Regions from separate parts of the Mus musculus genome. Here all the other regions are linked to region 3. Evidence: chromatin loops called from intact Hi-C (ENCODE). Cell type or tissue: heart. All regions are shown on one strand.

Evidence for each region. Hi-C counts contacts between places; a loop is a spot of excess contacts. Peaks named below come from ENCODE experiments on the same cell type or tissue, not always from the same donor. Only the 100,000 strongest peaks of a DNase experiment are listed, where the experiment ranks them.
Region 1: it touches region 3 in a loop (4-fold over the local background); 3 of 42 quality-filtered maps call a loop at or near these places.
Region 2: it touches region 3 in a loop (6-fold over the local background); 14 of 42 quality-filtered maps call a loop at or near these places.

Annotation. Positions count from the first base shown.
Region 1 is chr6:113,306,804-113,309,303 of GRCm38, reverse strand. Brpf1 (bromodomain and PHD finger containing, 1) reads right to left here and starts at 2,167. Exons shown (of 13, transcript NM_030178.2): 1 at 1,967-2,167. In heart, CTCF peaks have their summits at 962 (motif pointing right) and 2,174; DNase peaks (open chromatin) are centred at 993 and 1,423; H3K4me3 peaks cover 2,053 bases; H3K27ac peaks cover 1,497 bases.
Region 2 is chr6:113,325,686-113,328,185 of GRCm38, reverse strand. Ogg1 (8-oxoguanine DNA-glycosylase 1) reads right to left here and starts at 1,210. Exons shown (of 7, transcript NM_010957.4): 1 at 824-1,210. The coding sequence starts at 960. In heart, no CTCF peak of the experiment used is centred here; a DNase peak (open chromatin) is centred at 1,365; H3K4me3 peaks cover 2,383 bases; H3K27ac peaks cover 1,711 bases.
Region 3 is chr6:113,376,310-113,378,809 of GRCm38, reverse strand. Tada3 (transcriptional adaptor 3) reads left to right here and starts at 972. Exons shown (of 10, transcript NM_001372392.1): 1 at 972-1,494; 2 at 1,865-1,918. The coding sequence starts at 1,913. Arpc4 (actin related protein 2/3 complex, subunit 4) reads right to left here and starts at 697. Exons shown (of 6, transcript NM_026552.3): 1 at 602-697. The coding sequence starts at 604. In heart, a CTCF peak has its summit at 1,296; DNase peaks (open chromatin) are centred at 669 and 1,119; H3K4me3 peaks cover 2,253 bases; H3K27ac peaks cover 2,296 bases.

The DNA.
Region 1 (2,500 bases), 70 kb after region 3:
CCCGTCTCTCGTCGCCGGCCTCCCACACGGGGTTGGAGCCCTGGCGGGCGCCCCCGACAATAAGCCCAGACTGGAGGTGGGCTCACACTGCAGCATAAAATTCCCTACATGTTATAATCTCTCAAGGTTCAAAGGGCTCTCAATTAGGAATGTTGAATGGTGGGCTCCTACAAATTCTTCAAGACCTAGTTCAAATGACACTTTTTGGGGGGGGGGGGTTCGAGACAGGGTTTCTCTGTGTAGCCCTGGCTGTCCTGGAACTCACTCTGTAGACCAGGCTGGCCTCGAACTCAGAAATCCGCCTGCCTCTGCCTCCCAAGTGCTGGGATTAAAGGCGTGAGCCACCACGCCCGGCCAAATGACACTTTTATTATGACTTTTTTTCACTCTCTCAAGGAAAAGCTGTTCCCGTGGCATTTTATTCTCACCTCCAGTGTGACATTTTCTGGTTTTCTCCCATTCTACTAGGAGATCTTCAGTAAATACCAGACCTATTTACTTCTAAATCCCCAGTTCCTAGCATGCATTGGACTCCCAAGCCTGGGCAAATACCATGAAACCTGTGAATAGCTGAATGAGAAGACCACCAGATTAGGAGTTGAGGAAGATCAGATTACGCATTAAACGTTGCTTATTGTATGCCTGAGTGAGTGGCCAATGACTGAGTCCTAGATTCCAACAGAAACCATTGAACTACACAATCAGTGCATCGCTGAAGTCTTAATGGGGAACCTCACCCTGGAACTGGGTGGGGAGATATAGGGAGAAACCTTGTGAAATGGTCATTTCCGCAGGACAAACGGCACAGGCTACACTTGGTTTCCTCATTTACTGATTCATGCAACATTAACTCAGGGCCTACTGAATGCCAGGACACAAACATGATCACAAAAATCTAGGCATTATGTTCCAAGGTTCTCAAAGGCTAACCCTCCCCCACCTCAGTTTCTGGGTGAGTAGAGACAGCAGATGGCACCAAACCCCAGGGAGCCCAGCTTAGTCTGGTACCGCTCCAATTTCTCTCAGGACTAGTTTGAACTAGTGCCTAGGACCACCAATGCAGGGCCTGCCTAACCTCCCTGACAAACACTAACTCTCAGCCTTTCCTTCCTTCTCCTGAGGCTTAACTACAAGAATGGGCAGCTCTCGTCCATCTATCGACAGCAAGTCAGCCAAGCTACACATTCAATTCCAACTCACTTCTATTTCCTACCTGCTGCTGTGCCTTTAAACACAAAACCAATTATAGGTACAAACAAGCTCAACACTTTCCAAGCCGGGTCCCTGGTGAACGCTGCCGTTCTGGCTTTGCTGCCCTGGTTCCCGAACTAGCACAGTGCCCCAAGGGACCTGGCGTCAGAGGCACGAAGGTGTCCAGAACTTAGCTCTGAAAGCCCTGGGGCCCTTGGATATGGCGGAAGCACCTACTCCCGGGAACTCCAGGAGCAGAAGGAAGTAAGGGGTAAGGGGTGGGACAAGGCCCGCGGGGCTAGAGCCCAATCTCCCGGATGCTGCGCCGCTTCCCTTTTGTCAAAGTGTAACAAGTCAAACAAGGTTTCCCTTCTGCCTCTGGCCCAGGCAGCCTCAAAGGGAACACTGCTGCCGCGGACGCTCCCCACGAACGAATGGCATGTCAATTCTCCCTGCTCCAGGGGCTCAGGAGGAGCCTAAGGCGCCTCGCCAGGGCTGCCCCTTCTCCACTGGCACTACCTCCCGGCCCCGGCCCGTACTCACCGGCCACCTCCAGTCTGGGCTCATCGCCGGGGGCGCCCGCCGGGGCTCCAACCCCGTGTGGGAGGCCGGCGATGAGAGACGGGCCGAGAAGGGGAAACCCGAACTCTCGGAAGCGAAGCTGGCCGCCCCGGCTCCTGCCCCGCACTCTCTGGCCCGGCTCCCCCGGCTTCCCGCGCTGACCCCTGCCACTCCTGGTCCCGCCGGTGCCCCAGCGTCGCAATTCCGCAAGCACCTTCGCGTTTCCCGAGCTTTTGGATCTTCTGGCCTGGGAACCCGGTGCCGCCGGGACAATGGGGGGGCTCCTGGAGGCGGCACAGGAACAGCAGCGGCGAGACCGTGGCGGCAAAGGCTGTGGCAGCGGCGGCAGCAGCAGCGACGGCGACGGCGTCCGCCAGGGTAAACGTGGTCCCGTGGCGCTGTATAGACGCACTTTCGCCACGGTTCCTCGCCGGTCTACTGAGGAGCTTGAGACCAACCTGTCGGTCTGAAAAAGATCTCTGGACACCTTAAAGGGCTCAGCAAGCGCCTCCATGTTCTAAGTGGAGTTTCTGGCGAGCGAAAGCTCAGTTTTGGGGAGTCTGAGTCCTCGGGCCGTTTGTGGCGAATCTGCGACTACGGACAGGCAGCGCGAGGCTGGGCGTGAGGAGCCCGCCCTTCTCCCCTCCCCCTCTGCCGCCGCCTGCTCCCTCCCTCCTGCTGGCGCGACTGCTGCGGTAGGGACCTGGCCTTGGTCTCCGAGGAAGGCGACTGGGAGGAACGGGGCGGG
Region 2 (2,500 bases), 51 kb after region 3:
GTAGCCCTGGCTGACCTGGAACTCACTCTGTAGACCAGGCTGGCCTCAAACTCAGAAATCTGCCTGCCTCTGCCTGCCAAGTGCTGGGATTAAAGGCATGTGCCACCACTGCCCGGCTAGTTTTCTTTCTTTCTTTCTTTTTTAAGATTTATTTATTTATTTATTTATTTATATGTAAGGACACTGTCCCTGTCTTCAGACACACCAGAACAGGGCATCAGATCTCATTATGGATGGTTGTGAGCCACCATATGGTTGCTTGGAATTAAACTCAGGACCTCCAAAAGAGCAGTCAGTGCTCTTAACCACTGAGCCATCTCTCCAGCCGCCCCCCCCCCCCCCCCCGCTAGTTTTCATCTTTTTGTTTGTTTGTTTTTTCGAGACAGGGTTTCTCTGTATAGCCCTGGCTGTCCTGGAACTCACTTTGTAGACCAGGCTGGCCTCAAACTCAGAAATCCACCTGCCTCTGCCTCCCGAGTGCTGGGATTAAAGGCGTGTGCCACCACCCCCGGTGTAGTTTTCATCTTAAAAATAAAAAAGAAGCGGTACTGGGGATTGAACCAAGAGCCAAGTGCGTGAAAAGCAAGCACTCTTATTACTGAGTGCATCCCTCAGCTTCCCCCACTGATTTTTATTGCATGGTCCTCATAATCCTGCACAGTCATCACCTCTACTTCCTAAAGAAGGTTAAAAGGCAAACCACCGGTGCTTAGACTCCAAAATGTACTCTCATCTATTGCTCCCAACATTCTCTGTATCCCGAGTGGGCAGCACTGAGAAGTCAACATCCTAGGGAACAGTCCTCCCAAGTGCAGTCACTCACCGGAAGGACTGTCCAGAAGCTAAAACCAAGTCCAGACGCAGCTCAGAGCGTGGACACGGGATAGAGGCCCAGAGGGCCGGGCTGGAGCTTAGGGTGCGATGTCTCATGCTGCTAGGCAGCCAGGAACGGAATAACATTCGGCTAGCAGCCCCAGCCCATTACGGCACTGTCCAATCAGAACTCGACTTTCCCAAGTCCTAAAGCCTCGCACACAAGTGACCACACACACCGGGAGTGTAGCACCGTGGGTCCTAGCTTATGGGTCCGGTGTAATTTTAATTTGAGTCCCTGTTGAATGAATTTCCCTCTCCTCGTAGGAAAGCCTCTCGCACACCACCAAACCCCTAAACGCCCCACTCCGCTCTCCCGTGCAGCACGCCCCGCCTCTTCCTCCGGACGTGGCCCCGCCCCCAGGACCTCCCGGCGCGCGCCTCCTCCTCCTGCGCAGCCCTCGAGGTTTGGAAAGGCGCGCCAGTATGGTTCTTCCGGGTCCCAGTTTACTCCCACCGGAAGTAGATCCTTGCTCCCGCTTATTTGACCCTAGAGGTAGCCAATCCGAGAAGAAAGTACGAAGCACCAATGAGAACTCGGGAGTGCCGGAGTGGGCGGGCCTGTGAGGTGGGAGCGGTTGGCCTGCTGGCCTCGCTGCTTGGCGATTGGCTGCCAGAGACCCGGCTCTGCCATTTCAGGGCTTTCGGTGCAATCTCAGGGCCTGCCTGCAACTTCTCGTGCTGGCCCGCACTGGAGCCACATCATTGCGGGGCGTAGTGGTACACACCGGTCGTCCCAGAACTCGGTAGGCAGAGGCGGGAGGCACGTTTGAAGCTTAACTAGGCTGGGCTTCATGGCGAGACTCTGTCTCAAGAAATAAACCGAAAGAATCTCATCCTCCCCTGCTCAAGCCTTTCTCCACCGAGCCTCTTCTGAGGCAGTGATTTTTCAGCGCTGTCCCCTCCACGTCTTGTCAGGAGGCCCCGAATGCGCCATCTCGGGCTTCCCAGGCTTCAGAGGCCAGTCTCAGGTTTGCTCGCCCTGGCTACAGCCTGCGGCACAGCTACCCGCTCCAGTCCGAGCGTGGAGAGATGGGCTTTCTTTGGAGTTCACTCCGTCCAAATGCCAGTGTGTGGCTCTAGGCAGCCTAAGGGACCAACACAACCAGCACCAGCCACCTTGTTCCAAAAAGGACTATATCATTTATAATTTTTTAAGACAAAAAAAGAATGCTTAGGCTAAGAAATATGAACTTCAGCCGGGCAGTTATGGCGCATGACTTTAATCCCAGCACTTTGGGAGGCAGAGGCAGGCAGATTTCTGAGTTTGAGGCCAGCCTGGTCTACAGAGTGAGTTCTAGGACAGCCAGGGCAACACAGAGAAACCCTGTCTCCAAAAACAAACAAAAAAAGAAAAGAAAAAAAGAAAGAAAGAAACATGAACTTCGGACACTAGTTTGACACACTAGGGCATTTTCCATCAAGCAGAGAAATTTTCGGGTTGTGCCTAAATTATTGGACTACAGACTCAAGGGCAGGGCTGGATGCTGATTAGTGTGTGTGTGTGTGTGTCTACAGAAAGGCACAGCACACCTGCTAGAACACTATTAACCAACATCAAACAAACTGGGTCTTTTGTCTCAGTTTCATTAAGCAGTAGCTGTAAGGCTCTCAGCATCCATGTTTT
Region 3 (2,500 bases):
GATCCCAAACCCGAGCATGAAAGAGGAGGACCAGCGGCCATCAACATTTACACACGTTAAGGTCAACACGGTTCTGCACATCTAGGAAGGAGTCTGAATGCAGGCAAGCAACACAGAACCTTCATTGGGAGCTGGAAGGCAAGGCTTCCAGGAAGCGCCAAGAAGTAAGAAGATGAAGTGGACACTTGCCTCGAGGTCCCGTGAGACCGCGAAGGCAGGCAGGGACAGGGGGTTGTACTTAGCCAACCTCTACCGTGGACGGAGAGGAGGCCCCGCAGAGCGGTCCTACCTCAGCTGCAAGCCACCACCACGGGCTTCGCAGCCCGGTCTCCTGCCCCCTCCGAACATCGGGGAGAGGTCATTCTAGCCCGGGATTCCCAACCTGGAAGCTTCCGGGCCTGCTCTTGCTCAGAGAGCCTCCTGGCTCGCCCCTTCCTCCTCGCCTCGGCCCTCGCCCCACCCTTTGCCTCTCCATCCTCCCCGTGCCTCCTCATCCCGGGGCAACCTCGGGCCGCAAGCCCTAGCGGCAAGCAGCATCTCCCCCAGACCCACAGCCTCTACAGGCAAAACACAGGGAGGACCCCAACCCCTGGTCTCTCACCATCGCGGGCGCTGTCTGGGCCGGAAAGCGGAAGTGCGGAAGTGCCCGGACCCGCGACGCCTGCCCTTTCGAGAGAGGCGCAGCCGCAGTCTCCGACAGCACTTCCGGGCTGGACCATCTCGGGTAGGACCGGGGAGGGAGAGCCGAGAGATATTCAGATCTCCGGGGCGATTTCACACTGGGACCTCTGGGACTTGTAGAAGACCTGCTATGAGACAGTAGCGGTCGAGTCCCCTTGGATCGCTACACATATTCCGCCAGCGCCTTTAGTGCTTGTCGCTTTGGTTGTAGCCTCCCCCCGTGTGACAATAGTACAGCCCGACCTCAGGTTGGGCACCAAATTAGGACAGGCCGAACCGGAGAAACGTTTCTTCCGGTGGTGCTCCCCTATCCTCTCCGGGCTCCTCCCATTTGCAACCGTAGGGTTCGGCCGGGTAGCCAGTCCCTTGAGATTTGGGCTCTGGGCCCCACCCCAGCCCCGGGCTGCTTCCTAGCCCGGGACTCCTCAGGCCTAGCATTCCACCTCCCGGAGATTCGTAGGTGGCCTTAGACCCCCACCCCCACCCCGGCCCTACAGGCCACCTTGGGCTGGCCGTCCCCGCCCTCGCGTCAACTGCAGGGGGCCCGCCCATAGCCAGTTCCGGAGCAGTTGCTCCGATCGCCCTGAACTCCCCGCCCCCTCCTGCGGCCCAGGGCCTGTAGGAGGCCGCAGAGAGGAGGTAGGAGAGGCGGGGGTTGTGTTAGGGGCTCCCTAGAGGACGAGGACCCTGGAGGCGGGATCTTGGGGCGACACACAGGTGGAGCCAGCCATTAAGCAGTCCCACTTCTGTGCCAGGCACTGAACTGGGCACTTGACGAGCATCACCTCTTAATCCTCAGAACATTCCAGGGAGGTAGGTAATTCTCGATGCCCCCATTTTACAGATTTATACTTCTTAATGGGGAAATAGACTGAGGCATCATCTTTTGTCCTGGAAAAAAGAAAAACAAACAAACAAACAAACAAAAACCGGAGATTCAGGTTAAATAACATGTTTAGAAACGCACATAAGAAAATGGGCTGGAACTTAGTTCTGTTCACCTGACCAGCCTGTGTTCCAAACTAGCCAGGGACACAGAGAAGGTGCAGAGGTGGAATGGAGTGAGACAAGAGGAGGCAGGGAGAACCCTGTCAAATAGAATGCTAGAAACGACCCAACGTAGGGAAACAGAGGACATAGGAAGACAGGGCACACTAGTATCTCCTCTTCCTTAATGCTGCAGATTCCAGACTTCTGCGGTTCAAATTGCAACTAGGAGGCCGGCCTAATCATGCAGGTTTGTACACCTAGTGACTTGGGAGGCTAAAGCAGGTGGATCATAAGTTCAAGGCCTGGAATTCATGAAAGGGGGGGGGGGCTGGATGTAACTGTAACATAATTAAGTTTGGAGAATTTGTGCCTAGAATGAACAAGCGCTTGTATAAATCAGGTGTGGTACATGCCTAAAATTCCATCTCTTGGGAGGTGGAGACAAAACCTTGGCTACATAGCTAGTTTGAGACCAACCTGAGTGCATATCTTTATCCCAGCACTCAGAGGCAGGTGCTTTCTGGGGTGGGGGTCGGGAGGGGGAGCTCTATGAATCCTGATCTATGTAGCAAATGAGTATCAGGCCACTCAAGACTACATAATGAGATTTTTGTCTCCCCCACCCCAAAATGGGGGTGAGGTAGGGTCTGGAGATGTGTGAGACCCTTCAGTGCTACCAAAACAAAAAAAGACAATAAATTGCAGTTAGGAGTCTAGGCATGTGTACATACTCTTCTGGAGTCTTTTTCCTTTCTTTGTCAAAAGAAAGAAACCAGGCAGTGGTGGCACACGCCTTTAATCCCAGTAGAGGCAGGTGATCTCTGAATTG